Linked DNA regions of Homo sapiens: region 1 is linked to region 2. A link is a loop called in an ENCODE intact Hi-C map of the cell type or tissue named here. Cell type or tissue: endothelial cell of umbilical vein. All regions are shown on one strand. Links, peaks and the distances in the headings refer to the core of each region. The heading gives the core; the rest is flanking DNA. Region 1 has its middle 30 kb from the start of LINC01080. Region 2 overlaps LOC105370275 (a long non-coding RNA gene).

Region 1 (16,048 bases), core at 6,629-10,628, 92 kb after region 2:
GTGGTAATTCTAGTGTCTAAGTCAATGCCGGGATGTTCAATAAAATGTTATTAAGTGAACATGTGAATAAATACATTCTTATGCCATATATTTAAAAAAACTGTATGTATCTTAATCCAGTTCATCAAATAAGTGTTTTGTCAAATTTAATCCTTATTAGGATCTCTTCTCATTCTTCATTTTTCAGTACAGAGAATTCTCAAAATCTAAATGATAAAAGCATAGCTATCATGGATTAAAAACAATTCCATTGTACTTTTTCTTACAGCTAACCTTGACTAATTCTCACATGTATTTCAGAAATATGAATAATGTCTTCATGCAATTCATGTAAGGCACAGAAAATAGGTATCATTATTTCTGTTTTAATGACAGATTTTGAGGTTAGGATGACTCATGAACAGCTGAGCAGCCAGTCAGTAGGAGAAACCAAAATAGAACGGAAACGCCTCCATTTCCACCCCCACGCTCAAACCTCGAGTGCACCCTCCCTGGGGAGATTGAAGCGTGATGTGCCTGTGAGTGAACAGGGAAGCGCTTCCTGCAAGTTACTAAGCTGCAAAGGCTCAGCGCTCTGAGCTATCCTTGGTGGTGATCAGTGAGAACCACCCACTCTCAATCCAGCTGATAAAAATGGAAGGGAAGGAGAACTTAGAAAAGCAGGTCCCTTAAATGCTGAGCTCCTCTTATTCTGAGGAAGATATTTCATTTACCTTTAACTGAGTAATCTTCAGAAATTACCTGAACTAAAATATTTTTTCATCCCAGTGAATGTAACCTTAAAATGCAAGCTACCTTGTTAGATGGGCACAGCCCAGCCTGTTTTACTCCCTGGGGAGGGAAAATATTTTCTTAAGCATGTTTCTCTGATTCTTTTAGGCACACAAAATTAGTGAGGCATGCTTTTATAGAAGCCTCTATAACTAAATTACTTTTGTAAAATAATCAACAATAGGATATAGCAGGTGTCAGTCTTTGGCCTGCAAACAAATTATTGTTGGAATTCTTAAGGAGCTTAAGAATATCCTTAGAATACTTGAGGAGCTTAAAGGTAATTTTTTAAAATGTGTTTTAAAAGTATTAACTATCATCCTGTATCCACAAGCATAATGGCCTTAAGTGGAGGAATTAAGAATTGCATCTGAAACATGTTTGATAAAGTTAAGATGTACTTTTGCCTCCACCATCCAATTCAAATAATAATGTTGTCCAATGCAAATACTAGTTTCCAGTAACTAGAGTCATTCCTTTCCCTACACCTCTGTAACTGGACGCATGCAAGTCTATCTTACTTACTGAGGCTGCTTTCATAATTCCAGTGGGCTGGGTTCTAAGAGAAATTTTAAAACTGTTTTCCTCCCCATTAAGCCCTTTGCCATGGTTCTATAGCTTACAGCAGCCCACACCTCACAAATATGAGAAAGGGATAGTCATTAAAACTTCTGCTTAATTCACCAAAAAAATTAAAAATAAAATGGTTAGTTACTGCCCACTCCACACTGACAGAGTTATTTAATCACCTACCACATCCTTACACCTCTGATCCTACTTGTTGGATTTTCTCTGCTGCACTATCAGTGCCTGTCTTTCTCCTTATTAGTATTAATTTCACTATTTTGTGAATGCAAACTTCTAGAGTTGTTTTATGGTCCCTAACGTCCACCCATCCTACCTCCTCTTAAAAAACAAACATGAATACAAAGCAGTCAAGCCATCGGATGGAAGGAAAGGAGCTTGGAACTGAGAGAAACACTTTACCAACAGAATGTAAACCAGACACGTTAAACTCACAGTTGGCCATAAAGAACAGCCTGAGTCTGATAGAGGGACGACAGCCAAAACAGAAGGTTCTTGTGGTGAGACGGCTGATATGGTCAGGCTGGAAAAACCTCTCCATTCCTTCCTGTGGGCACCTGAATTCCACAGGCTTGCAGATGGCAAGAATCACTGAATTACAGTTCCTTAGAGTTTTCTGTGTGCTAGTCGGAGACCTTGCACATGGCATTGAGCTCAGCACACGACGATTTCAGTTCCTTGAGCAAACTCAGATAAAATGAGGCGGAAAATGTTTCTAAAATAAGGTTTTCTAGGGAGTGTTAGTAAAATGTGACACTATCCTAGTGTAATCCAACAGGTAGGAGGTTGGATGGCCTCCCAGGCCTTCAACACACTGTATATTTGAATGTGCACAAGAGGAAATGCTCTAAAGACATGCATTTTCTTTTACCTTTTAGACTAATCCAGTGGAAAAACTATATTCGACCCAAGGATCTGTATCCACACAGTTTGACAATAATTTACTTCTTTCTGGAAGCGATGAGCACAGTGTAATTCCTGAGAAATTTTAATAATGATATTTTAATTATAATTAAGTGAAACCTAGCAAAGTTGGCTGTATCTGGAGGAACTCCACTGTGGGAAACAGATTCTTAAGGTAATTTTTTTGTTTTATATTTTATCCTACACAGCCTTACCTAACCTAAAATTTCTCAAGGTTAATTCAGCACCAGGTGGGTACTCTCGTTTTTGTCTATCTAAAGGGGGGAATTTGAGATAATGGTTGACATGTCAAAAAAGTGGCAATGTAAAATGGGGGCTAATCTTCAGAATGAAGTGTTCCCCCAGAAGGTAAAGCTGTCAGTGATCACCTTCTAGAAATTATTATACTGGCATCCATGACCCTTGCTGAGAGGATCTTGATTGAGATTCAGAGTATCCAAGGAACACCTTGAAAATGTGGGTCATACAATGTCATAACATTTGTAAAGGGGTGCATGATCCAAACTTATTAAAACCTAACATCCAGAATCTCTTAAAGTTTTACTTTTCGTTGTGTGATTTCTTTCCTCACCAATTTCTTTTCCAAGGGTGTGCTATTATTTCTCCTACTGTCATTACTTCTCTCATTCAATTCAGCCTACTTCCACAAGCTCTCATTTTGTAGTAATTAATTCATTCAACAAATATCTGCTAAGGGCCTGTTACAGTGTATGTCCTGGTCTAAGTGCTGGAGAAAGGATAGTGAAAAGAAAAGCAGATCCATTGCCTCAAGAAGCTAATGGTCTAGTGAGGGGGGTGTAGTAAAAAACTAGAGGGGGTGTAGTAAAAAACTACGGTGGCTCACACTTGTAATCCCAGCACTTTGGGAGGCCGAGGTGGGCGGATCATGAGTTCAGGAGTTTGAGACTAGCCTAGACAATATGGTAAAACCCCATCTCCACTAAAAATACAAAAATTAGCTGGGCATGGTGGCGTGCGCCTGTAATCCCAGCTACTCAAGAGACTGAGGCAGAAGAATCGCCTGAACCCGGGAGGTGGAGGTTGCAGTGAGCTGAGATCACACCACTGCACTCCAGCCTGGATGACAGAGCAAGATTCCATCTCAAAAGACAAACAAACAAACAAACAAAAACTAGAAGACACCTGCCTGGGCTATGCAGCAAGACCTCGTCTATACTCAAACTAAAAAAGATAAACCAGGCATAGCGGAGAGTGCCAGTAGCCCCAGCTACTCAGGAGGCTGAGGTGGGAGGATTGCTTGAGCTCAAAGTTCAAGTTCAAGCACTGAGCTACAATTGCACCACTGCACTCCAGCCTGGGTGACAGAGCAAGATCCTGTTTCAGAAAAAGAAAAAAAGCAACAACAACAAAACTAGAAAATAAGTAAATAAGATAATAGTGTATTTGAAGGAAAGAACAATGACCAATGTGGCTGGAACAAAACAGGTGATGGGAAAGCATCCCAGATGAGACTAGAGACTAGTGGGGAGGTCAGATCTTCTAGAATGTCATAGGCCATGTCATACACTCTGAAAAAGAGTTCCAATGTTTGGGTGTTTTTTTTTTTTTTTTTTTTTTGGTTTTTTTCCCAAAGTCCACTGAGAACAATTAAAGTGTTCTAACCTATGATATGATCTAATTTGCAATTTTAGAAGATTGTCCTGTTTTCTATGTGGAAATAGGCAGAAGGAAGGGTCACTAGAGAGGGCAAAGAAATCAGTGTGGCTGCCACTGGAGGAATGGAGGATGATGGGTCTGTGATGAGGACAATGACAGTAAAGATAAAATGAGTTCAGTGGATTCTGGGTATGCTGCTTAAGTAGGACTGAAGAGCCTGCTTATGGTTTAGACATGAGGCATAATAGCAAGGTAAGTAACCAGGATTTTATCTTGAGCATTAGCTTCATCAGCTGCCAAAACAAATAAAATAGACTGCAGGGCTTAAACAACAGAAATTATTCCTCACAGTCTGGAGGCTGAGAAGTCCACGATCAAGGTGCCAGCCAATTCATTTCCTGGAGAGGACCCCCTTTCTGGTTTACACATGACTGCCTTCTTGCTGTGTCCTCACATGATGGATAGAGAAATCATCTCTTATGTCCCTTCTTATAAGGACACTAATCTCATGAGGGCTCTACCCCATGACCTAATTACCTCCAAAAGTTCTGCATACAAACAGCATCTACTGGGAATAATGGCTTCAATATATAAATTTGGGGGGAGGCACAAATATTCAGGCCATAGCAAGAACTTAGAGGATGGTGATGCCATTTTCTGAAATGAAGGATACATGGAACAAACAGCTTTTAAGGGATAGAGGAAAAGACAGAACTACTAATTCTCTTACATTTGAGATGCTACCACAGATGCTAAGCATTGAAACCAGAGTTCCAGTCTGGTAAATCATCAGCTTTTAGGTGGTCTTCAAGTCCATGGGCCTTAGTGCTGTCACTGGTGGAGAGGACCAGGGGCAGAATGCTGAGAGGTCAAATAGATGAGGATAAAGGGCCAACATACTTTCTAGAGACGTAAGTTGCTTTGTATATTGCGGTAAATGATGACTATGTACCAGACAGTTAAATACACATGTTCTTGCCGTTGAGAAACTTGCTATCCCATGATGGAAATAGAAGCATAAATATACAGTCTCAGATAATTTTAGTGTAGCTTATTTAGGTACTTCTTTTTTAATTTAGGGAATGAGCTGTCTCTAGTCCCCATGTGAATTAGTCTGTTTTTACACTGCTATAAAAAACTACCTAAGACTAGGTAATTTTTGAAGAAGAGAGGTTTAATTGACTCACAGTTCTGTAGGCTTAATGGGAGGCATGATTGGGAGGCCTCAGGAAACTTACAATCATGGCAGAAGGCAAAGGAGAAGTAGGCATGTCTTACCATGGTGGACCAGGGGAGAGAGAGTGAAGGGGGAAGTGCCACATACTTTCAAACACCTACATCTTGTGAGAACTCACTCACTATCATGATCAAGAAGGAAATCTGCCCCCATGATTCAATCACCTCCCATCAGGCCCCTACCCTAACACATGGGGATTACAATTCAAGATGAGATTTGGGTGGGGAAACAGAGCCAAACCATATCACCAAGGATTATGGCAGGATAGATAGATAGATCTAGAGAGAGAACAGTTCTGATCATATTTCTGCCCTTCATTTATTCACAGATATTTATCAGAATTTAATCTGGTCCAGGAACTATTTTAGGTTCTAGAAATACAATCAAGAGAAAGACAGACATAATTACTGGTGTCATGGCTCAGTAGGGAAAATAGACATTTAAGAAATAATTACAAAAATAACTTACGATTGTGATACAAGAGATAACGGATAAGTATAAGGTTTTTCTGAGAGCATATACCGGGCTGAACCTGGCCCCATCTGGTCTAGTAGGACTAGGAAGTCATGTTTTAAGCCTAGACTTGAATGATGGTTGATTGAAACTCAGGAAATTATAACAGTGAGAGAAGAGTAAGTAAGAGGAGCGGCATAAGGAAAGACACCCAGGTGAGAAGAAATTTGACACAATGAAGGAACAAAAAGAAAATGACATGGCCAAGAGGTGGTGAGGGGGAGCTCAGCTGAAACGTGGGCAGAGGCCAGGTGCTACAGACCTTGGAGGCCATTTGATAATTGTGACTTTACCTGAAGAACAAGGGGAAGTCACTGAGGGAAGTTCAGTAGGGGGAGACATGGTCAGATTGGCATTTTAGGAAGGTCACAGTTGCTATTTGGAGGAGAAGATTGAGATGACTGGAAAGTCTTCAGGTAGTTTGATAATAACCCAGGCAGAGAGGTACAAGCCCCATAAAGGCTCTCAAGAATAGGGGCTCAATCAATGTTTCCAGCCAAATTTCTATTTACCGAATAGGGAAATTACATAGAGAAATTAGATGACTGTTTTTTCCCAAACACATTTGAGGGCTTGTAGTCTCCAAGCACTTTGCTCCCTATGTTTGGAAAGATCTCTGCCTCCAGCTTTATTATTTAGTTTTCATCCACTATCTTGAAAGTATTTTTTTTTTTCCCTGAAGACATTATTGGCTCTCATTAGTGAATCTAATTTTCCTTTCTTAGTGTCCAAGGATTTCTTTTTTTAAGAATATGAGATAAAAATGTTGAGGATACATGCCTCAGAGGCCTTTCCAGGGTTTTAGCATGCCGGTAGCTGGATAGTACGAAGTTACTCTATAGAGAAAATTCTACAAGGGAGGTGGAGAATGTGCCAGTAGTGGAAGGCACAAAAGGGTCAGGGTCTGAGAAATGGTAAAGGAGTCCCAGCTAGAATTAGGTTCCTCTGTGACTAACAGCCACCAAATAACAGTACCTCAAAAGTTGACTTCTCTTTCTTGTAAAAAGTCTAGTGGCAGATAGTCTAGACACCTAAGGTAATTCTAGAAACCTACACTTGATCTATGTTTTTGCTCAGCCAAACTCAACGTGTGACTTCCATTAGATGGCTGAAGATGGCTGTTTCGCTGCATCAATGTGTGACTTTCAATAGATGATCGAAGATGGCTGTTTGGCACTGTGTCTGAATTAAGCCAGAAGGAAGGAGGAAGAAGATGAAGAAAAGGCATGCCTCTACCCCTTAGGACCACGTCTCTGAAGCTGTATACAACATTTCTGCTCTCATATAATTGGGCAGAACTTAGTCATAGAGCTACATGTAGTTGCAAGGGAAGCTATATGCACTAATGTGCTTAGTTAAACATTGGGATTCTCTTACTAAGGTACATAAGGAGAACATATATTTGGAGAGGCAACTATCCATCTCTGCCACAAGATCTGAAACAATTATTGTGAGACTATAAACATAGAAAAAAGCTCCAGAGATCAGGGGGAAGTCAGAAATTATTTGGGATTCCAGTGAATGGAATGTTGACCATAAATGAGAAATGATGCTTGGGATAATTCCTAGCGAGCATTGGCTTTTAGAGTTGGGATTGAAGTCAACCAGCTATAAAGAGCAAGACTGGGTGGGGTACTTTGAAATGTCATATCATTGTGTATGGCTTTTGTGGTAGTTACTGCTTCTTTTTAGAATAATTCTCATAACTAGGTAGAAAGCTCACCTTTGAAACTTCTGCATGCCTAATAAAATGCTTCACTCACACCCAGTTGTTTTACTCAAGCGAGTAGTTTTATGGTAACTGCATTTGGGGTAACAGTCTTACAGAAGAGTTAACACAATGGGCAGATTCCAGGTGTGCTGTCATTTGGAGGAGGCAAATCCATACAGACAAGAAGTAGATTAGTGGTTGCCTAGAGCTGGAGGAGGGTAGGGATAAGGAATGGATTACTACTGGGACTGGGTTTCTTTTTGGGGTGATGAAAATTTTCTAAAATTGATTGTGGTGATGGTTGCCTAACTCTGTGAATAGCAATGAATTGTGCTATTGTACACTTTAGGTAAATGGTATGGTATATGAGTTATATCCCCAATAAAGCTGTTAAAAAAGAATGAGAAAGACCGAGTGACTTGCCAAGGTAGTCTCTCAAATGTGTTGTTGTTTTTTCTTTGAAGCTCTTAACAAAACTTTTAAAGACATGCAAGAATCATTATGGCTCAGAGTCCTGATGGGAGTACCAGGCTCTCTTTTGAGCTGTTGTCTCTTAAAACTTGTAGCATGCCTTGTCACGTATGTTATCAAAAAAGTAAGGAAAAGAATAGCTTCAGTTCCTATTGCCCTCAAATCTGAGACTTTCAGATCAGAAGTTTAACCTAATGTCCTTGGGCATGGGAGGGAGGGAGGAGGTGTGAGGGGAGATCCACCTTAGACTTTAACCTCCCTAAAGGTGTATGCCAGTTGTAAATATGTGCTTAGTTGAATTATTCTGGGAGGATGCATCTTTATCATAGTCTCAGAGGAATTTATTGCCTCTCCCACCCCCACCCCCAAAAGAGGGAAGCTTTAAAAATATGAAGTATAAAATGCAGCATATAAAAAAAAATCGTTGCCTAATTTATATTTACTTTGTTTCACTGATTGGGAAAGAAGTGAAGAGAGGAAAAATGCTGGGTTAAGGGGGGCAGGCCAGGGTGGTGATGGAGCGACTCATTCTCAATTTCTGCAAGGAGGAAACAATATTTCTTAAGACATAGTCTAAATTAAACTTGGTAGAGGAGGAGGGACTGATCGAATGTGCTTGTTCTCTCTTCTTTCCCTGTAATCGTTTTAGGAGAGGGAATGGTTTATAGGGACAAACATCAACTCTGATGAATCAAATGAAATGAATGAGAAAGTCATACTTCATATAAACACTGCAAATCAATGTTAGCCCTCCTTACCCTCTCCATTGAAGATGCCTGCCACATGAATGATTCATGTTGAACCATCAACTCAGTACAGTCATCTGCAAGAACACCAAGGGTTTGCTTACACATAATTACTCAGAACTGAGTAGGAGGAAATCCTTGTCTCGGATCATGGGAGATAATGGAATTCCAACGAAGGATGCCTTGGCAAAGTAGAAGTACTTTCCCTTGGACCTTTGAAATCCTTAATGAGTTGAATCATGTCAAGTAACAAAATAAACAAGGATGAGAAACATCAGTTGGGTTCGGTCCAAAGTCTAGCCTGCTTAAGATTGGGCTTCCCTCATCACTGCTTAAACATTATACAGTTTTCTATCAGCCAAGCCTGTGTTTTTTTTTTTTTCATTTTTTTTTCTTAAATCAGATTTCAAAAGCCAGGCACTAGCTGATGGTAATTAGTAGGCATCGGTTGCAGTTTATTCTTGCTGTTCTTTCCAGGCATGCATAATTTTTGTGAAGAGAAAAGAAAATCCAATTACCCCCAAATCTAGCCAGTGTGGCTCATCTGCTCTTGTGTTAGATCTTTAGAAATGGTTCTTAACAATAGAAATGAAGACATATGGTACTTGAGAACAGCATCTTGCAACCTTATTTATAATATTAAGGAAAAAAGCCCAGTCAGGTGAACATTGACATCCTACTTTATGAAAATCTGACACAAGAAATGTTGATCCCATAACACACGTAACATAGAGACTTGCTCATACCATAAAGAATTTATTGGTGATTTTATTTCTAGTATCCCTCTTACATTTTAAAAGACTCCCTTAAAAATGCTTGACTTGAAGCTTTCCAGGAAAGCTTACACAGTAAAACTAAAAACATCTGATACAATTTTGAAGGACTCAGATTCTTCAAAGCAAGGAAAGTGAAAATTTCTACTCAACTTTGTAAAGGTTGGGTCTATGACAAAATATTTGATAGGTTAGATTATTTTGTTATTTAAATTACTCCTTGAAATGCTGGTTAATTTCAGATTTCATTGATCTTTGAGTTTCGGAGAGTGTTTTAGTATTGCAATAGTAAATACTAAATAGAATTTTGGTAACAAAAAATACCCTTTATCATTTGGATTAACATTTTTAGGTCATGTTTTTCTTCTCTGTATATTTATCTGTGAAGAATAAATGACATTAAAGGTGAATCATACTAAAATTGCATGTATTGTTTTTTGCCCAAGAGAATTTTCTTGCTGCAAGTAAAAACACACAAAAAAAGTTATTGAAAAAATTCAGCTTTACATTTTTAAATAAGCCCATTTTGAACCCTTCTAATACAAGCATTGTTCAACAACACTTTGTGTTTATAATAGATTTTCATTAACCACCTTGTGTCTGATAGATACACTGTTGTGTATCTATCCTGATGACTTCCTGTTGGACATGAGCAGAAGGGCACTTCCCGGGATTGCAAGACCATCTTTGGCTCCAGGAAATTTTTCTATTCAGTGTGTAGCAAGACATTGATTATGGGCAGAATTCTCCAATTATAAGAGCTTTTCTTTTTTGTCTGGATAGTAGTTTGATCATATCATATTTTTGCTAAAGGATTCCTAACAGACTCTGACACCTTATAAATTTAAGTCCAAATTCCTCAACATAGTTCACCAGGTTCTCGTCATGGGACTTACTGTCTTCCTTTCACTTCCTCTTGCAAATCAAAACCCACCCTCTGTTTCAGTCAAGGTCTTCTTCCTGCATTCATGCTGATTTCCCTCTCAGAGCCCAGGCTGTCCCATACCCATTCATCTTTTCATACATCCAGTCTAAGATTCCAAAGAAAGCATACTTTCTGGACCAGGTGCTACTCTGGGCATCATGTCAGCACAAAGGTGAATAAGGCACAGTCTCTGTCTTTGAGGAACTCATAGTTTAGGGTTGAACGTGGACATTTAACCAAATATATAAAGTAACACAATGAAGTAAGGACATTCAAGATTAATTAAGGAAGGGATTTATTTTAGGGAATGACATAACAGAAGAGGCTGTAGTTGATTTGAACCTTGAAGAATAAACAGGAGTCTATCATGAGCATTTGGATTTTGTCTGGTAAGTTTTTTTAAGTCTAGTATAGGCCTTCAAAAATATTTGTTGAAAGAGCTAGCAAAATGCTAAATGAGTTTTGGTGGTGGGGGGTTTGTTTTGATATACTTTTCTTCCCCAGTTCTGACAACAGCCTTGTGAAGTTGGTAAGGCTATTAGAGCTATACAAATAAGATACAGGCCCAAAGGAAGTTGACCCAATAAGTGGAAAATCTGAAACCACATCCATTCTTCTGACTCTAAGGCCTTTGTTCTATCTACTCTGCCTTTCTACCTCCCTGAGTGCTCTTTTGAATTTCCTGACTGCTCCCATCACAAATAAACACAGAGCAGATACTCAACAATTGTTTATTGATTGAGAGAAGCATATAACTTTGATGTCAAAATTTTAATACAGATTTTCCAAGCCCTTTAATAGCCCCTAAACTGGACTTTATATTTCTTTAACTTGGCCCGTTGACATTTCTCAGTCTTTATACTTCCTGAGGCAGGGATAAACTGCTTGCTTATTTGAAAACAAAAGCATGCAGACTATAGGCCATCAATAGTGACCGTGTTGAAGAATCTCACTCCTAAGCTATAGTCAGAATAGTGTTAGAAGGAAAAACAAGAGGCGGAGGCATGTCCACAACCATATAGGAACTTCTCAGAAGCCACTTATCTCTTGGGCAAATAATACCAATTACTCTGCAAGTTTTCTCTATAGCTCTAGGGCATGGTGTGACACTTTTTAGTTGCCCAAGTGCTACTTTCAGAGGTTCAAAACCACAGAATGGATATTCATTTCCACGACTGCATTAATGTATCTCCTTACAGAAGGAACGGAAAGTCTTTTACTCAGTGTCAAGCTTTCCCAGGTCTTTACACTTGAGCACCCGCCAGCTTTTCTACAGGCAAGTCATGGGGTCATAATCGGGGAGCAATGTTCTCCCCAAATGTATGCTTTCCTTTCAGATAACTCTCCCAGAACACCCCACTGACCCTTTGTGCCCTAGTGATGGAAGAACATTTTTAGGTGAGATGGTGTATTTTACATAATGTGTTCCCAGATGCTTTCCATGAATGACTCAGGGCAGGGTAAGCTGCATAAAATTCTGGTGCAGCGGCCGGAAGAAAGCTGCACTCTGTTTAAGCATGAGTGTTGTGTTGTGAGCAGGCTGAGTAATGATGTTCTGTGAGTGACTAGTCTAAGGAAAAGCCAGTGAGTAGGAGTCAGGCTCTCTGACTTCAAATGTCAACATAGATGGAACAAAAATGAGCAGGTTAGTTAAACTCTTTGGGCCTCAGTTTCTCATTTGTGAAGCAAGAAAATTAATGCCTATTTTTGCCCATTTGACTATAGTGGCAGGAAAGGTCATGTGTAAAGTCAAGTTGACTCTTATTTATTGAATGTTTCACAAAAGAAGCATACATGTCATCAGAGAATATGCCTGAAGAAAAAAGAGATTGTTTCAACCAATGTTTAGTGTCTGGTGCCAGGGATATGGTAGTAAACAGATGTGTTCTTGCCCTTAAGGGCTCATGTGGTAATTTAGGAAACAGAGACTAAATAATTAATTGCACATTTAATTATACAATTAAATGTGATAAGTATCACAGAAGAGAATTATGTATAAGAGTATAAGAACAGAAGAAGACAGTCTAGTCTCAAGAAAAGGTTCAGTATGGGGATGACATTTAAGTTGAATTGTGAGAGAGGAAGGGTAAATTGGGAAGTGGCAAAGATGTGGGAGATGCCTTTTTAAAAAGAGGAAGTGTTATACGTAAAGGTTTGTGAGGCAATTGCATGTGGCAGGAACCTAGAATTGAAAGCAGGACTTCGGGGCTAGGGGCAGTGAGTGTGGTACTACATGGTGCTGAGGGACCACTGGGAACCAGCTCACTTGGGGCCTTGTATGCCAAGTGAAGGGCTCCAAATGGTTATTATAGGAAGAATGAGAGACTTTACAGAGTTCTAATGAGAATGGCTTGATCAGATCTTTTTTATAATTACACTGAATGCAGGGTGGAAAATGAATTACTGAAGCGTGAGAGTGCATAAAAGGACACCCAAAAGTACATTTTAAAAATGGAGTCTACCCAGTTCCTTCCTGCCGTGTAACAGGAATCCAGGGCCACCATTTTGGTGCACTTGAATAGATCCTGACTTTTTGTCCTTTTATGCATATCCCACCACACTTAATGTTCTTATATTCTATTCTTTCTAAAACTCTGCATAAGATAAAATGTGATTATTTCTTGATTTGATGTTGATAGGTGGTAAGCTAGCCTCCCCAACTAACATAGCTATATTCTAATAGTATTATAACTATCTTTTCTCTTCATTAATATTTACTAAGAAAATAAAATCTAATTGTAGAGATAAGTTAAAGATAGATGGATGAATACATAGATATATAGACAGGTGAAATATAGATAAGTAGATAAATAGATGGATGGATGGATAGAAAGATAGATAATATAAATTAGTACGCTTTTAGCTGCAGGAAACAGAAATCCCACATAATAAGTCTTGAGGCAAAGCAGCTCCAGGTTAGTGAATTTGTTGGCTCATCATCATTTTAAGAACCTAATTATTTTCTTTATTTCTACCTGACTATCCTCAGCATATGGCAATCTCTCTCCTTTTTTAAATTGCATGTATGTTTGTGGGGTACAATGTAATGTTTTCATATAAATCTTGATGGTCACAAGCTGGTTGCAGTTGTCTTGCAATCACATCCCATCAATCCAGGGTTCTGAAAAGGGTTTAGCTCTTCCAGGTGTATTCTTGAGAGAGAAGAATCCTGTCTCAGAAGCTCCTCAGACAATCTTATTCATGTTTCATGCTAGGCAATTCACAGGGGAATGAAATGCCTATTATTTTCAATTTATTAACTCAATTATCTTAGAGTTATTACAACTCTCATCCTGGAACTGAAATTTAAGGCAGGCTTTCTTGAAGCAAAAGGCCTTGGTGACTCCCTATAGAAAATTAGGATTTATTATTAAGGAGAAAGGGGAAATGGCTTTTGGATGGCTGAGACATCAGTGGTGTCTGCTTCACATGTAAAAATTAAAGGTAAACCACAAAAACAGTCAAGCAAATGAATGATACTCAAAGTGTCATGTCAGCTTGCAGCATCAACATTACCTGTGAGGGTGTGAGAAATGTTAATCCTCTGGCCCTACTAAGGACCCACTGAATCAGAATGTTTGAGGGTGGGCCCAGAAATCTGTGTTTTAGGTTCAGCAAGTGACAGTGATGGAGAGAATAGTTTAAGAATCATTGCTCCAGAGTAAAAACATGTTTCAGAAGGTTGAATGACACCAAGCAAGGAGTTGAAAACGTGGATCAGAGCTGGGGGAGAGGGATCAGAGCTAGGAAATTTGACTAATCAATTAAAACACAGGCCTTATATCATGCTAGTAAGGGAGACATTTTGCAAGGAAGCCATTTACCATTCTCTGAATCATATTACCTTCTTTATCTACTGGTAGAACCATTTTGGCTGCCAGAATAAGACAAATGGTGTAAAGATAAGAAAATATTCTACAAAAACTATATGAGGAAATAATTCACTATATGATAAATAATTCACTGGGAATAATGCCCAGGCATGAAAGTATTTGAGTAAGTTTAGAATTTGGAAAATAGATAATAAATTCTGGGGCATAAATATGGAAATGAAAACATGGAGTGGCTGGAAGGCATGCTGTTTTACAGATCCAGAATAACAATTATAGGTTCTTTCTCTGGACATTCCCAGATGCTGATCAAACAACACTTGATACAGCTGCAAACTGCCAGCTAGTAAATCTATATGGAAATTTACAATCTACCTGGGGAATACTTTTGTGAATCTGAATTGTGGGAGTGGAGATGAAAGTTTTCATGTATTATTTTTTATTTGTATGAGTACATGTGGAAGCCACACACCTGCTATAGATGTTGCTCAAGGAAACACATAAGTCTGGCTTATAACAGGCTGAATTGTTTTCGAAATAAAAAGTGTAGAAAAGAGTAGAACAGAGTCCACAAGACCATCCTAAGCTCGTCATCTGGAAAAGGAAATGTGTGGATTTCTGTTGCTTTGGCATATCCCAACATCACGGCCAACTGAATCTAACCATAAAAGGCTTCCTTTAGAAGAGAAGAAAAGGGCAAAACAGATTCACAAGAGGACTGGAAGCAGAGATGTTAACACTTAGGAGGTAAAAGAGAAAAATAAGCTAGACATCGAGCCATAAGAATAGTCATCTCCAAAAAGCACCCTGGCTAGCCTCAACCTTGTTCGAAATGTACTTGTACGCAATTAGTTTGCATACTACTTTGAAGTTTTTGGAGGGCTTCTTCTCAAGCCGTGGTTCTCAAATTGTAATGTTTATCAAAATTACCCAGAGAGTTTGCTAAAACACAGGTTTCAACTCAGTAGGTCTATGGAGGGCCTGAGATTGTGCATGTCTAAGAAGTCAGAAATGCAGTTTGTTTGAGGACCACACATTGAGAACAACTTAGTTAAGATTTTTGAAGTTAATTTTTTTGTATTTTTTAATATTTTCTACTTTTCATTTTTGCTGATACACACACACACACGCACAGTCCTCTGACAAGACCTCTAACTTGCTTCATAGTCCAGGAACATGGGATTACTGGTGACTGAAGACAGCTAGAATAACACTAGGTTTCGTACCTCTCATGCTGATCACCCAAGACACTTACAACATTAGAAGGGCAGAGGAGGAAGTTCTGCAAGTGTAACTTTTATTTTTCATTTACCAAACAGAGGAATGAAAGTCTCTTGGAATTCTAGATAGAATGTAAGTATTATATTAGGAAGGAAATAAGGGGAAAAAGAACAAGCTATGGCCAAAAATTAGTCTGTTAATAGTTTTAGAGAATGTCATGCACCTCTAACAGAGAACTTTGGATGTATGAAGTCCTGAACATAAAGTTGACTAGTAGTATATTAGAATTAGACATGAGGCATAAGTTTATAATTTATAAACATAAGTTATGAGACACAAGTCTATCATTATTTTAAGAAGAATGATTAATTTTACCAAAGACAGCTGAAGCTGGACTAGCTGCAAAAAAATCGTATGTGTAAGTCCATTCTCACACTGCTATGAAGAAATACCTGAGACTAGGTAATTTATTTTAAAAAAGAGGTCTAATTGATTCACAGTTCCACACAGCTGGGGAAGCCTCAGGAAATTTACAATCATGGTGGAAGGCACCTCTTCACAGGGCTGCAGGAGAGAGAATGAGCCAAGGAGGAATTTGCCAAACACTTATAAAACCATCAGATCTCCTGAGAACTGACTCACTATCATGAGAACAGTGTGGGAAAAACCACTGCCATGATTCAATTACCTCCACCTGGTCTCTCCATTAACACGTGGGGATTAT
Region 2 (16,048 bases), core at 3,935-7,934:
TTTATATTTTTTGAGATAGGATTTCACCATGTTGGCCAGGCTGGTCTTGAACTCCTGACCTCAGGTGATCCGCCTGCCTTTGCCTCCCAAAGTGCTGGGATTACAGGCGTGAGCCACCGCGCCCTGCCTAAAATTTTAACTTTTGTTTTCTTTTCCACTCGAGTCTATCCTCTATTCATCACCTCAGGGTAAGGATAAAACAGAAAAGAGAGAAAAACAAGAATCTCGGCTCCTTATAAATTTCTTGATTAAAGCTTGAGACTTATACCTGGCACATAGATAAATAGTTCAGTGACAATTCTGTTAACAAATGTTCTCTCCAACACTTTCATGTGCTTTTAAATTCGTGCTAGTATGGTGAGAATGGAACAAGCAGGACCATGTAGGGGAAAGTTTGGATTCAAACCAAACTTGAAAAAGATGACATCTGGGAATCAGAGTTGCTAAGATTACGTGTACACTTAGAGGACTAAGTACACTAGAGGACTTTCTTAGTGAAAACATAGTCTGAGGAGAGAGAGAGAGAGAGAGAATAAGTTGATCTATATTGGAGAAATAGCAAATGAAAAGATTGTTAAGCAAAAGTAATAGGATTTATTAAGATCTTACTGTATGCTGTCATTTAAACTCTGGAGCCAGCTATGCCTGAATTCTACCTTTGGCAATATGAACCATCAAGTCACATTTCTACTTAATTCAAGTTTCAGTTGAGGTTTCCATCACTTGCAGTTGGTAAAAATCCCAAATAATATATATATAGTGCTCCCCCAAATTTCCCTTGAAATAGCAGAGGAAAATAAAAATGAATCTGTAGCACTCTGAAGATGTAGTTCAGGAATGTCCAAAGCATGTATAAAACTTCTTTCAAATCTCCCATTTCATCTTAATCAGAATCTTGTGTCATTCTTTGTAATATCTGTTTTTTTTAATTAAAAGATATGTATTTCAGAAAGAAGGAAAAAATAGAGACTTACACCTCATTACATAAAATTTCACAAAACATTTGCAATTGGTGGTGTCATTCCCATTTTATAGATGAAGAACTCAAAGCTCAACGAGATTAAGTAACTTATTCAGGGTCACAGAGCTATAGATTGAAAAGCCAGTATTCAAATCTAGGTCAAGTTTATTGCCAAATTTTAACAATTAACCTGAGTCTCCATAATCATGGACCAGAAAGAACACATATGTGGGGAGCACCAGAATTGAGACAGGCCAGGTTTATCCTAAAGAAATGAATATGAGGTTAAATATAAGAGTAACTACAACAACTAAACAACCTCTATGAGTATCTAATATATATCAGACACTGTGAGCAAAAGAAATCAAGGGATGGCTAGAAGCCCTTGGAAGGAACTACCAAGTGAACAAGTAACATGAGCGTGTGCAGAAAATTAACTTCAGCTGTACATAGTTTACACCACCAAGGGCTCCTGACGTTCCATGAGCATTGTTGTGCTACTGAACTGACTTGGTATGGTGAGCTACAGAAGCAATGTGATCAAATGGATGACGCGAGAGAGCTGCAGAAAGTACAGTCTGAATTAAATGGCACCATCTTGGGAGACTAACTTACTGTGCTCCCTTCTCTCCTGTTCCCTTCCAACACAGGTGGTAACAGTGGAAATGTAATGCCAGAAAACCTGATTAGCAGAACTTTCTGTTCCATTTTATAGTGATTTCAACCTTGATTAGTTTTCTATCCTGAAACTTGGGACTCACTGGCTGAGTGAGTGATTAAGTAATAGTGATTATCAAATATGTTTTTAATACAGAAACATTTTTTAAATTACCTTGAAAATAAATTTATTACATAAGGTTGCGGCAGAATTTTTAAAAGACTCATCCAAGATAATATATTAATATATAATGCATATAAACACATATGAATACTTTGTTGTACACTTTAAAAAAAAACAGTAAAATACCGTTGTGTCTGAACGGTAAAAAAAAGATATGAAAAGTTAGTTATTACTCAGTTAATCCAGAATTGATAAAACAAGAAAACTCAAATTCTAGAGTGTTTTGTTTTTTAATTTTATGAAAGGGAAGGAATAAGCAGAATTAATGTTTTGCTCATTCAAGTGACAACAAAATTTGTATAATGCTCTACAGGTTATAAAACTCTTATCCGAGTTAGCTCATTTAATTCTTATAATAGAAGGATGTGACTTTCCATAAAGGTTGTAGTTTCAACTAAGCCTAGGTCTCTGAATCAAATTCCATTCCTTTTTCATCCCATCGTCACTTCACTTCACTTCACTTTTACACCATGTAAGGTCTTCATGGACTGAATTCCTAAACAAACAAACAACCCCAAGACGCTACAAAGAACATGGGAGTACAGATCTCTTCAAGATCCTCATTTCAGTTTTTTAGAATAAATACCCAGAAGTGGGATTCCTGGATCACATAGTAGTTCTATTTTTAATTTTTTGAAGAACCTCCATACTATTCTTCATGGTAGGTGCATCATTTTACAATCACACCAACAGTGCCTGTGAGTTTCAATTTCTCTGCATCCTCATCAACACTTGCTACTTTCTTTTTTTTTTTGAGACAAAGTCTTCCTCTTGCCCCCAGGCTGGAGTGCAATGGCACGATCTCGGCTCACTGCAACCTCCGCCTCCCGAGTTCCAGCAATTCTCCTGCCTCAGCCTCCTGAGTAGCTGGGATTACAGGCATCTGCCACCAGGCCCAACTAATTTTTTTGTATTTTTAGTAGAGACAGGGTTTCACCATGTTGGCCAGGCTGGTCTCAAACTCCTGAGCTCAAACGATCCACCCGCCTCGGCCTCCCAAAATGCTGGGAATACAGGCGTGAGCCATGGCGCCCGACCATTAATGGCAATCTTAATAGGTGTGGGGTGATAGCTCCTTGTGGTTTCTGATTTGCATTTCCCTGATAATGACTGACAATGAGCATCTTTACATATACTTGTTGGCCATTTGTATGTCTTCTTTAAAGGCATGTCTATTCAAGTCCTTTGCCCACTTTTTTGTTTTTCTGAGATGGAGTCTCACTCTGTCACCTAGGCTGGACTACAGTGGTGCGATCTTGGCTCACTGCAACCACCGCCCCCTGGGTTCAAGTGATTCTCCTGCCTCAGCCTCCTTAGTAGATGGGATTACAGGTGCCTGTCACCATGCCCAGCTAATTTTTGTATTTTTAGTAGAGATGGGGGTTTCACCATGTTGGCCAGGCTGGTCTCGAACTCCTATCCTCTGGTGATCCACCTGCCTCGGCCTCCCAAAATGCTGGGATTACAGGCATGAGCCACCACACCTGGCCTTGCCCACTTTTTAATTTAGCTATGTGTTTGACTGCTACTAGTTGTAGGAGTTCCTTATATAATTTAAATATAACTCCTTATCAAATATATGATACTTGCAATCCTATGTTCATTGCAACTACTCACAATATCCAAGAATTGGAAATAATCTAAATGTCCATCAGTGAATGAATGGATAAAGAAAACAGGCTATATACATAAAATGAAATACTATTCAGTCATAAAAACAGGGAAATCTTGTCATATGCTACAACATGGATGAAACTTGAGGACATTACTTGATGTGAAATTAGCCAGTCACAGGACAAATACTGCATGATTCCACTTACATGAAGTATCTAAAGTAGTCAAAGTCATTAAAGAAAAAGGTATCATGACGGTTGCCAGAAAATGGGGGAAGAGTAAATAAGGAGTTGCTGTTCAATGGGTATAAAGTTTCAGTCATGCAGGATAAAAATGTTCTAGAGCTTTACTGTACAACATTGTGCTTAGAGTTAACAATAATGTACTGCACACTTAAAAATTTGTTAAGGGTATAGATCCCATTTTATGTATTTTTTTCTATAATTTTAAAAAATGAAAAACAAAAATGAAGAATGAGAGAACTAAAAAGCAAAATCTATTCAAATGATTAGTTGACTATTTCTGAATCTAAATCTACTGCAGATGACAATTCAGGCCATTACTCAGGGCCAGTCTTTGTTCCACTGATAAGCAGTTGGGGCAGTGAGGCAGGAAAGCCACCTGCTGAGAACAGGGTCTAAAAGAGACCAGAGGTGGGATACATGCAATTAACCCTTAACCTCTTCCCGGCTCACCATGATGGAGCAGCTGATTTGCCTGGCTCTCCTCCTCTCTATATTTTCATCTCTATATGCCCTTAAAATGTAGCTGCCCCAAATTCACCTCCTTTTTTGGGGAAAGTAGGTATGTATGGATCTTCATATTCTGATCGTCTTGAAATGAGTTAGGAGAAGCAGTATTTTTCTTTTCTGGTTAACAGTCAAGGAGATCTCTGGTTTATGAGAGTAAACTTGGTTACATTTTCAGCTATAAATGACTGGCTCTCTTAGGAAATACAAATGGACAGTACTTGGAGGCTGGAGGAGTATGGAAAATCTGACGAGGAAGGTGTGGACCTGGCCAGTGGAAAGCATTTTGGTGGGTCTAATGATTTTGGGAAAATCTCTGCAAGGCTGGAACATTTTGCCACACGTAAGTGGTTATTTCCTTAGCCTCTTCTACATTCACTGAGAGCTCTGTGTAGCTGATTGGAGAGTGAGAGAACTGAAAAACAGTCCCAGTATGAGTCTGTCAAGAGAGATGCTTCAGTGTAAGTAAGTTTTTCAGATGTGTTGCATGTAACAGAGCCTGGTTTCAAACAAAATCTGCCTCATTCTGGTCCATTTAATTCTTGGAAACATAATTTTATATATCCAGAAAGTCCTTTGAGCCCTTCGAGGGAGCACTGTAAAGGCTTTCACCACCACCTTACCGCCGTTCTGTCAAAGCAGGAAATCAAGTCCTGCCAAATGCAAATGAGCTCAGACTCCAAAAGGCCAAGTGTCAAGATGCAGAATGCTGCCGGATTTAGAGATCATGCCCCACATAGATATTTGAGGGTCTAACAAACTATAGAAAGTCATCCTGAACATATTGAAAATGTGTGATTTCAGAAATCCTAGCACGTGCAAAACCATTTTTATATTAGTAAGTCAGAATACCTTTCCTTCCTTTTCATGGTGGCTTCAGAACCTCCAGGGAATTTATCAGAGCCTCCTGTTACTATGGTTGTCTGCTTTCTGTTTTGGAAGAGAAAGGCTTCTTTTTGATTCACATGTCATAGCTGTTCTAAAATAATGCTGACTCAGTGTCTGAAAGATAGCATTGGCTTTGCTGAAAGAAAATAGAAACCGGTCCTCTAAAACCTACTGCTGTCCCTCAAAGAGTTAACGGAGTCAGTTCCAAAGGAGTTAGGCAACGGCTGAAACAGGATAATAAATGTGACACTCTCAGATTATCAGTAGCAAATATTTGATCTTATCAAATAACAGAGGAAGTAGTTTAGTTACAAATAAACCAATCTCTCATAAAACAAGTTTTCACACAGGTTCATTTCATTGAGCTGGAGACAGTTAGAGGCCACTTGTAGGCAGAACTCCCACTCTGTACACTCTGTAACAGCCCCTCGTGATTAATGGACAGCCAGGGGGAGGCTGCATCCTGCGGCTCCAGGCTTCATATCAGCAGAACAGCCATAAACAGCATCTCAGGATTATTGCGAGGAAGTGACTCCTCCTCTGGGAACATAGCTGGGCTTGTGCTCCTTCTCCCTCACCACCCGCCTTCTTTCTGTCCCGCTCGCTCTTTTTCCCTGTAGAGCAGAGACCATCGTGTCCTAGAAACTATAGTAGATGTCACTGCTTGGCACTTGCTGTGCAAAGAGAGGACAAGTATGTGGGTGTGAGGGGGAGGTGGAATGCTACTCTTAAAGTAACAGGGACTGTGCTAGCCAGGGCCTCGATGGAGGCTTTTTTGTTCCAGTCTTTGAAACCACTTTGGTGAAGGCATCCAACTTGGAGTCCAGAAAAAAGTACAAACACTGTTTTAGAGTAGGAAAAAAAAAGTTAGAGCTCCTTCTTTCAAAGTAAAATTCTCATTGAGATTAAGAAGAAGTAAAAAAAAAAAAAATCCTGGTAAGATTAGAGTAAATTAGCAAGTAAAAAGAAAAGGAGAGAAAGCTGGCAAATTTTTGGTGTGTGAATATCATCTCTAATGAAATAGAAATATGAATACTTCTATGTTATAATTTCATGGAAAGTTTGTTTTACTCCCCCTAAGGATTGTAAAAATAAAGCATGCAGATTATATGAAATATGGAAATAGAAACATAAAGCTGAAAAAATTCAACCATGACACCACCATTTGAAGGCAACCATTAAGAACACTTTAGTGGATTTTCTTCCAGGCTTCTTCCAACATCTTTTAAAAAGAGATTGTTGAGACCTTAACCATATGTAGAATTTTCTTTCTTACTATTTTCAGCCAACATTTTAGCATAGTCATGACCCCATCATGTTATTCAGTCTTTTCTTATGTATAATCTTCAGGTTGTAAAATATTTATTTTGCAATTTTAACAAACATAGGGCAGTTTTTAGAATAGGTATGTATTCACGCTAAAAAGCAATGCTTGACTGCTTTATTTTTCAGATGTACTCATTTATTAAAAATTATTTGCTTCGAATAAAAAATTTGTTAAATTGTAATAAAAAATTAAAGGGAAAATTCTATGCTATTATTCTCATGGTTAACTCATTAACTTTTATGTTTAAATATTCTGGGAATTGTATTTTCTGCAGAATTAGAAAAGATTCAGTCCCAATCCCCTAGCCTTATAATGTACTTAACCCCACTAATGCTCTTTCAAATGCATAAATCCAGAAGTCAAGATGAATTTTAAAGACATGACATTCACATTTACCCATTGTTCCCCCTCGACCTACAGTACCTGAATTGAGATACATTTTGCTTATATGAGATATTGGGAACTACTTTTGGTGACCATTATCTTTTCTGATCCAGGAACTGGACACATTTTCTCCCAATCAGCCTCAAAGCCATTATACATTCTCCACAGTAATTTCACTGTGTCTCTCCAACAATGCTTCCCTCTTATTTAAAACCCAAAATAAAAGTTCTGCTGGAAGTGTTTGCATAGAAATATAGTTTCTATGCAAAAACAACAGGCAACCCTCTTATTTTTCTTATCCTGAATTCATTTAAAATATGAAACTTGCCTTTTGGAATAAGATGGGTCCTTTTCCTGTTTCCAGAACAATGCCCACGAAGGGTTAAAACACTGTGGTCACTCAGTCCCTGGGGGCGGGGCTGGTGGAGACTGCACTGCCTGCTCCCAGGGCGTGGGATTCAGCTTGTTTCCAAATAGATTTCCTCTAAATTGACTTTCATTTTGATCCCTATGAGACTTACGTTAAAGGGCAAAAAATAGTTTCCTCTTAGAATAAAATCTAGACTTAACTAGATTTTTTTTTCTTGCCCCCAAATAGATGTAATTTAGAATATTTTGGTAGTTTTGAAACCTACTTCTTTTTGCAGAATCCAAACCGAACGTTAATAGGCTTCCAAACATTTTGTTACTTGTACTCAGAACTTCTTGAGAAAGCAAATCCCAAATACTGAAGCATATTGTACTTGCAAAGCACTAAATTTTAGCCCCGTGTCTCTCTTAAGAGATTTTCTTTAGGTTAACGGTAGCTCTAAATTAAAAGAAAGTTTGCAAGATAAAGAAACCTACAATTTGCACTATCAATTTAAAGAAATATTATTTCTTTACCTTTTTCTTCAAAACATTTGTAGTAAGTAAAAAAACTTACTTATGTTGAGTAACATTATATGACGATGGAAGTAAATGAACATTTATTAAGCACGATAGTACCTGCCAGGTTTTATATACACTTAAATATTTAATTTAAACCTTACAACAATAATGGCTTGGGATAGGTATTATTATCCTAGTTTTATCAACCAATTAACTGGGTGTGGTGGCTCACATATATAATCCCAGCACTTTGGAAGGCCAAAGAGGGAGGATTGCTTGAGCCCAGAAGTTCAAGACCAGCCTGGGCAACATAGCGAGGCTCTATCTTTGTGCATGCATGTGCATGCTTGTGTGTGTGCATGCGTTTGCACGCACACACACACATAATTAGCTGGGCATGGTGGCACAAGCCTGTAGTCCCAGCTACTTGGGAGGCTGAGGTAGGGGGATTGCTTGAGCCAGAGAGGTCAAGGGTATAGTGAGTCGTGATTGCACCACTGCACTCCAGCCTGGGTGATAAAGCAAGACCCTGTCTCAAAAAATGAAATAAACAATCAACCTAGTATAATTAATAAAGTCTGGAAGACAAATTATCTCAAATTTGAAAGGGAATTTATTCACTTAACAAAGGTGTTTCTTGTAACATATGACATTGAAATACAAAACTAAAAAGTGAATTCCAATCATAGTGATAAATTCTAAAAAAGGCAAACCCATTTAAAGACGCAATATTGTTTTCCTCCCCTGAAAATTCAAAATTGATATTTTTTATCGTTTCTAAGAACCATGCAAATGTTCGATGGCAGAGTCAGTCTCGAAAGTCAAGGACTAAGTGTGGATATAGTTTCAATACCATAATCTGAGGTTCCCAGCAATCCTCTTATTTTTCTTATTCTGATGAACTAAGATGTTTAATATTTTTCTCGCTCACTCTCCAGTTTCCCTGATTATTGTTATAGCTCCTTGTTGGATAATTTGCCTCAATCCGATTTCTGCATGGTCAAACCACATTTCCATTATTGGAACAGAGGACACGAAAAGCCTTGAAAGGGAGGTAGTTGAAGTAAACATGGGGGCAAGGAAGAACGCCATGTGAATCATCACTGTAGCTACTGTTTACTGAGGGCCAGCTCTGTGGCCAAGTTGGTGCCAGGTGCCTTGCTTGTAATTCTCACAGCAATTCTTATGTCTAGTTGAGGAGTTTGAGGTTCAGGTATTTAAAAACTTGCTAAAGATAAAAGCTAGGAAGTGCTAGAATTGTTATTTAAACTGAAATCTGTCTGACTTCAAAACATTGACGTTTGTAGTTGTAGTGATTTTCTAATATTCTCATTTATCACAGTTCAGAGGCAGATATTGGCAAATAAAAAACAAAAAGGACCCAAATGCATCACATCTAAAAGGTTATCAAGAAACTAGTTTATTAGAGGAGTTTGATGTTCGTTTTTCTCTAGGTCTTGAGAAAGAACTGAAAGAATCATATTTCTTTCTTGGATTTATGAGATCTCAGTCTGCGACTAGACCAGCACTTTCTCAGATCCCTTCAGTTCTGTAATTCTTTTTTTTTTTTTTTTTTGAGACGGAGTCTCACCTGTCGCCCAGGCTGGAGTGCAATGGAGCTATCTCGGCTCACTGCAACTTCTGCCTCCTAGGCTCAAGCGATTCTCCTCCCTCAGTCTCCCGAGCAGCTGAGATTACAGGTGTGTGCCACCACACCCGGCTAATTTTTTTTTTTTTAATCTTTAGTACGTATGGGGCTTCACCATGTTGGCCAGGTTGGGCTTGAACTCCTGACCTCGTGATCCACCTGCCTCAGCTTCCTAAAGTGCTGGGATTACAAGCATGAGCCACCGCTCCCAGCCTTAGCTCTGTAATTCCATGTTCTGTGTTGACTACCTCTTCTAGCTGAATATTCCATAAAGTATAACTAGAACAATTACTTGAAGGAATAAAAGTGCGTGATGATAATTAACATACAGTCTTCTACACAACCCCATTTTCCCCTAAGATTTCCAATGACAGTTGTCTTAAAATTAGGGCATATAATAGAATAAGAATCAGCTGGCTATTAGAGAACTGCATACTCTCATTGGTTTGGTTCTATTGGTTCCCTCAACTTTCAATAGATCCTGAGATGGCCTGATTGCCCTAACATGGTGCCCTAAATGACTAGCCACACTCACTGGGGCTGTCAGGAGTCAGTAATGTTTCCGTATTGCTTTATTTCAGATTTGTATGTGTTATCCCTGTGCTTGATATAAATCATGTTTCAAATAAAACAGCTGTTATTAAATATCTTGGCCTTTTTCCTGAATTGATAATGAACAAGTATGCTTCCCTACAGTTATTGAGTTAGATCAACTCAACATCAGTATATATACATGTTTTTATTACAGGATAATATTTTTTATAAATATAAAACCAATCCATTAAAATTTTTCCTTTTATGTAAAATTTCCTTTGCATCATTTCAAGGCTGAGCCATAACCTAAAACTTCAGTGCAGGATTACACAGGGCTCTGATCCTACAGCAAAGCAACGGGCTTTAAAAGGTGGGCTTTGTGAAGAGTGGTGCTAGTATTTGTTAAGCTCCTTGATCATTCCCTACTTCATCTAATTCCTTCCTGCAGTACTCACACACACTAGTCTTAATATTTGAACAACAGTGACGGGAAGACCCCCCTCATGGAATCATCCAAATTTAGAGAGAAAATATCCACATTTATCATTAAGATTTAGCCTAGAAGCCTGCCTTTGGAAGGAAGAAAATAAAGCAAAGGGGAAAAGCCATCCTTTTCATTCCAGGGGATTTGGGGAAGAGGAGAAGAAACACTAGCGCTTGAAAATATATTTGCTTTCCCTAATGTTTTGGTTTCAGATAGCATCCCATCTTCCCTGCTGAAAAGGTACTGTTTGAGATAGCAGTTAATAGGCAAGAGCTGAGGTGGTCCCAATCCCTACTTCATGTGGTATAAAAATAACAATGTGAAGAAAGGATAAACACTCATGGAAAGCTAGCAGTGTGGACACCTAGCATTCATAGTGTTGCTTTTACATGCTTAGAGTTCAGATTCTGTGCGGGAGTCCTTCACACAGCCTTTAGCAGGTACTGATGGACTTTGGGGAGATTCTGGGGTTCACCCTCCACACCTCAGTCACTCAGAGGAAACGGATAAGGTTAGAGTATCAAGGCAAATTACTGAAACTGCTTTATTTACCTAGCTAATTACCAGAATGAGTCCCAGTCTGAGCCCTCAGCTGAATTTCTAAATCTATGGTCATTGCAATGGTGCCCACAGGCTAGATAGATTCAGTGGTTCTCCACCCTGGCTTTACGTTAAAACTGCCTGGTGAGCTCCAAAGACACTCAAGCTCAAGCCCAAACTAAGACCAATTAAACCAGCATCTCCAAGGGTTAGAGCCCTGGAGCCACTGCTTTTCAAAATCTCCCCAGGTGATCATAATGTACAGCTGAGGCTGAGAATGACTTTATTAGCTGCAGATTACTATTATTATCCAACAGTGGCAAGCAATTTTCACTCACCTTATGCCTGAGTCAGAGATTCTTAATTTTATTTATCACCCAGGGAGAAAATATTTTAAGCACAGAAGAATCTTTCATATACAGAAGGATACATTGTATATTTATTTCATGTTTAAAGGAGTTATATTATGACAAGAGCACAAATTGAGGCATTCTATTAAATCACAAAATAAACATTGTTCTTAGTTCACACACATGCTCTGCTCTTTGTAAGGTGGGAATTAAGCAGGGATCCTCAACCTTGGCACTACTGACATGCTAGTCTTTTTGAGGGAGGCTGCCCTGCACATTGTAAGATGTTTAGTATTTGTCTCGACTTCCTCTCATTTGCTGCCATTAGCATCCCCCTCCCAGTTGTGACAACCACATCCAGACAATAGAACAACATCATAGTGATCCAGACATTTGCTTAAACCAGGAAGAGGGGAGGAAAAGGCAAAAGTAGGCAAACACTAATCCTGGAGCTTAATCCATTACAGTCAAAACTGCTGTCAAGATAAGTAAAATTTCCAGTCTAGCCATCCTTGACAGCTACTTCCTCCTGAGAATCTTTTCTCTTTCATTGTGACTGTCACTGGTTTTAAGGAATGCAACTGTCTGTAACCCCAGAAAGTAGGTGTCAAATTGAGGGCTGTTTAGAACTCCAGGTATGGTCTGGAAAGAAGACATTAAGATGTGAATTAACAAGAGCTTTGTGTTTTTGTAATTTCTCTTTTTCTCTCTCTTTTTTTCCTCACTCTCTTTTTAGATGTCAAGCATGTACATAATTAAAACCAATCAGGCTCTAGTTAATTCTGTGACACTACAAAACATATTTTATCATTAGTGATTATTCCAGGTAAGAAATTATGCTGACAAAGCTCAATTTATGAGAAATGCATCAGAATCATTAAAAGAATCTTGTGATACAAATTTCTGTAAATATATTGTATAGGAAGACAATCTCTTTTTAATATAGGTGAGTTATATCTTTGGATATTAAAATTCGAAATTGAGGCCAGGTGCAGTGGCTTATGCCTGTAATCCCAGCACTTTGGGAGGCTGAAGCAGGTGAACCATGAGGTCAGGAGTTTGAGACCAGCCTGACCAACATGGTGAAACCCCATCTCTACTAAAAATACGAAAATTAGCCAGGCATGGTGGCGGACACCTGTAATCCCACTACTTGGGAGGCTGAGGCAGGAGAATCGTTTGAACCCAGGAGGCAGAGGTTGCAGTGAGCCGAGATAGTACCACTGCACTCCAGCCTGGGTGACAGAGAGAGACTCGGCCATAAATAAATAAATAAATAAATAAAATAAAATAAAATTCCAAATTGAAAATATAATGGACCAGTCTTCAAAAAAATATTTTCTAGAATAGCAACAGTGTACTATCAGTACTATCATTGAAAACTGGAAACATAGATAGGTTAGGAAACACTTTAAGAGGCCAACTAGTCCAAATCCAATTCAGGGAAGATTGAAATACATCTGCAGTTGGATGATCCATGATTCTTATTGTTAGTTTCAAAATTACTCTTTGGTTTTAGGGGTTTATAGGATGCCCCCCACCAAATAAAAATCTTACATAAGCCTTGTGCCTATGTGAAAAGAAGTAACCATTAGTGTATAATTTGATTTTGAATATCCCAAAGCTTTAGGGATTAAACTGGCAAACAAACAACAAACAAACAAAACCTCCCCTTTTCCAGTAGACTGGAAATTTGTATCACAAGATTCTTTTAATGATTCTGATGCATTTCTCATAAATTGAGCTTTGCCAGCTTAATTTCTTACCTGGAATAATCACTAATGATAAAATATGTTTTGTAGTATCACAGAATTAACTAGAGCCTGGTTGGTTTTAATTACGTACATTCTTGACATCTAAAAAGAGATTTCTCCAGGTTTTTTGTAAGATTCCCAATAGGGAAGCCCAACAGAGAACTGTCCTACTGTGACAAAAAATTTTTAAATTTACTTCCTGGGTTTTGAACCTAGCTTTCTTCTTTGGTCTTTGATTTATATCAGGACACACATGCATTTTCACTCTATGCTCATCTCCTTCCAGTTCCGTAAGGAAAATGGATATCTATCCAGGCCCTTGACTTTGAACAATGAGACTCACAAGTTGGTTCACTTGGCATTTACATGGTGTTAGGCAAATAATAGCCTATGTTTGTGTGTGTGTTTGTGTGTGGCGGGGGGCGTTTGAGTGGAGGTCGGGTAGGGGATTGTTCGGTCTCATAGTGACTCTGAGTTTAGGCTAGTGTGTCCTTGTAAATATGTTTTGTTACTTTTTAAATTTAATTATGTTAACATTTATACATATTTGAAAGTTAATGTTTTTCATGGTTAAACATTTCTTAGTTTACAGATTCGTTACTTGTTGCTATTGAAAAGCATTGTGTGTTTCTTTGTAACATTAGCCTAGAGCCTCCCCACAAAGCCATAAAATTACTGAGTACAATAAAATAATATCTAAACAAAGAAATCCATTTTAATATAATTTTATCATTTCTCTAAAATTATTCATATTTAATCTTAGGCTACTTGGATCTGATTTTTGTGCCATTTATTATTTTCTTTTTGAATGGAAAACTTCAAATGTAAAATGAGTAAAAAAGTAACTTGAGTTTTCCACCTACAAAGTTTGCCAAACTCTCAGTTAAAAGCATCGAGTCTCATATGGGAGGAAAGAATTCTAAATGCCAAGCATTCAAAGCTAATTGACTAATAAGAGATACCTTGGTAAGACCCTCGACATTCCAGGACTATGTCTGGAAATCAGTTACCAAATTTCCAAATACTGAAATGTTTGGGCACAAATCTTCCTGGATTGCTACTGAATCACATTTTCATTCACAGTAACGTGTTTTCTATGTCTATCCTTACATCACAAAAGTAGCTTCCTTTCCAACATTTTCCAACTTTTGTCTCTGAGTTGGTGGTCATTACACAAAGAAAAAATGTATTAGAGTCCTGAGAACTGAGAGATCAAAGAGTTGATTTGAGGTAGAAATAGGGGTCGTGCCCCTTCCTTATGCTGGGTGCTAGCACTGCCACATGACATCATTCAGTTGGGCCTTAGCAAAGTCTTAGTCACTGCAGAGGGTGAACTATCAGTATTGCTTGCGAGTAGTGAAATTCACTACTGTTAACTCTGTGGATGTAGAGGGACTTAAAAAAAATTGGATGAGTTTTCCCTCTCCTTCCTCCTCTTTTTTTCTTCCTCTCTTCTTACCCTTCTGGGTAAAAGCAGCTGGATAGCGGTTGAGAACTTGGACTTTGGAGCCAGGCTGTCTGGCTCTTGTTCTACCACTTACCAGCTAGCCGCTTAGTCTTGGGCAAGGTATTTAACTTCTCTGTAACTGAGTTTGTCCATCTGTGAAACCTATCCCTTATAGTGTTGCTGTTAGAATTAAATGAATTAATATATATATAACTTTTCTAGCACTGCCTAATACCTAGTATTCACTAAAAAAACAAAAACAAAAACAAAAAACAAGGAAACGAAAAGGAGCTCCTATTGTATATCAAGTGCTTAGCTAGGCACTAAAAGGGAATCTCTGACATGTGGGATATGCTATGTACATGACCAACACAGCCCCCACTTTATGTCACTCAAGTGCAGCCCCGATAGAGATTGACTGGTACTTCTGATTCCCAGCCTTATTTTTCCCAGGAGAGAAGGTATGATTGGCCCCAACTTGTGCTAGATATTAACTGCAAACTGAGCCTCTGTGGCCATTAGACCAAAGTTTTTTTTTTGGTCTTTTTTTGTTTTTGAGACAGAGTCTTGCTCTGTTGCCCAGGCTGGAGTGCAGTGGTGTGATCTCAGCTCACTCCAACATCTGCCTCCTGGATTCAAGCGATTCTCCTGCCTCAGCCTCCCAAGTAGCTGGGACTACAGGTGTGCACCATCACACCGAGCTAATTTTTGTATTTTTAGTAGAGACGGGGTTTCTATGTTGGCCAGGCTGGTCTTGAACTTGTGACCTCAGGTGATCCACCTGCCTCGGCCTCCCAAAGTGCAGGGATTACAGGCGTGAGCCACTGCTCCTGGCCTAAACCGAGGTTCTTTAGTGTAGCAGTCCCCAACCTTTTTGGTCTCAGGGACCAGTTTCGTGGAAGACAATTTTTTTTAAAATTTTATTTATCCGAAAATAAAAGCCTGCATGTGTCTATCATGTTGGGAAAGATGTCCATTCTTCAGGTCATTAACTTCCCTTGAATAGAATAAAATCTCAGTTAAGCAACAAATAAGACAAATCTCATTAATTTAGGTAGACAGTTGTGCTAAAAGAGACCAAATGAGTAAATTTTAAATTCCTATAAAAGCTCTTTCTTCTTTGGAAATTTTTTGTTTCCTTCAAACCATAATTGATAGTGTCTCCTTGGAAACAATCCTAAGAGATGAGTTGGATTCCTGGGAACCATGCAGTTTAAACTTAAATTATAGTAATATGTTGCCTGTTCCTATTAATGTCAGCCAGTCTTGCTAGTAAAGAACACTTGAGGCCGGGCTCAGTGACTTATGCCTGTAATCCCAACGCTTTGGGAGGCCAAGGTGGGAAGATTTTGACAATATAGAGACCCTGTATCTACAAAAATAAATAAATAAAAAATAAAATATTAGCTGGGGGTGGTGGCACGTGACTATAGTCCCAGCTACTCAGGAGGCTGAGTTGGGAGGATTGCTTAAGCCCAGGAGTTTGAAGCTGCAGTGAGCCATGATCGCACCACTGCACTCCAGTTTGGGCAACAGAGTGACACACTGATGAAAAACAAAAAACAAAAAACAAAAACAAACAAAAAAAACCAAATACCTTTCTACTTTTCTACCATGTGGTAGCTGAATCTGATGGAAAGACATTCTAAGAAATGTG

Evidence for each region. A loop is a pair of places that touch in the nucleus more often than their neighbours do. Peaks named below come from ENCODE experiments on the same cell type or tissue, not always from the same donor. Only the 100,000 strongest peaks of a DNase experiment are listed, where the experiment ranks them.
Region 1: a loop joins it to region 2, with 2.0 times the contacts of the local background. A loop is called at or near these places in 22 of 110 quality-filtered maps.

Annotation. Positions count from the first base shown.
Region 1 is chr13:80,033,420-80,049,467 of GRCh38, reverse strand. No RefSeq gene overlaps it. Among named protein-coding and RNA genes, the nearest start is that of LINC01080, 30 kb to the right of the region's middle. RefSeq lists an enhancer at 280-529. In endothelial cell of umbilical vein, for the core only: no CTCF peak of the experiment used is centred there; a DNase peak (open chromatin) is centred at 8,737; H3K27ac peaks cover 1,996 bases.
Region 2 is chr13:80,122,557-80,138,604 of GRCh38, reverse strand. All of the region lies in intron 2 of LOC105370275 (a long non-coding RNA gene), which reads left to right. Among named protein-coding and RNA genes, the nearest start is that of LINC01080, 120 kb to the right of the region's middle. RefSeq lists an enhancer at 5,060-5,559. In endothelial cell of umbilical vein, for the core only: no CTCF peak of the experiment used is centred there; DNase peaks (open chromatin) are centred at 4,924, 5,524 and 7,224; H3K4me3 peaks cover 296 bases; H3K27ac peaks cover 1,050 bases.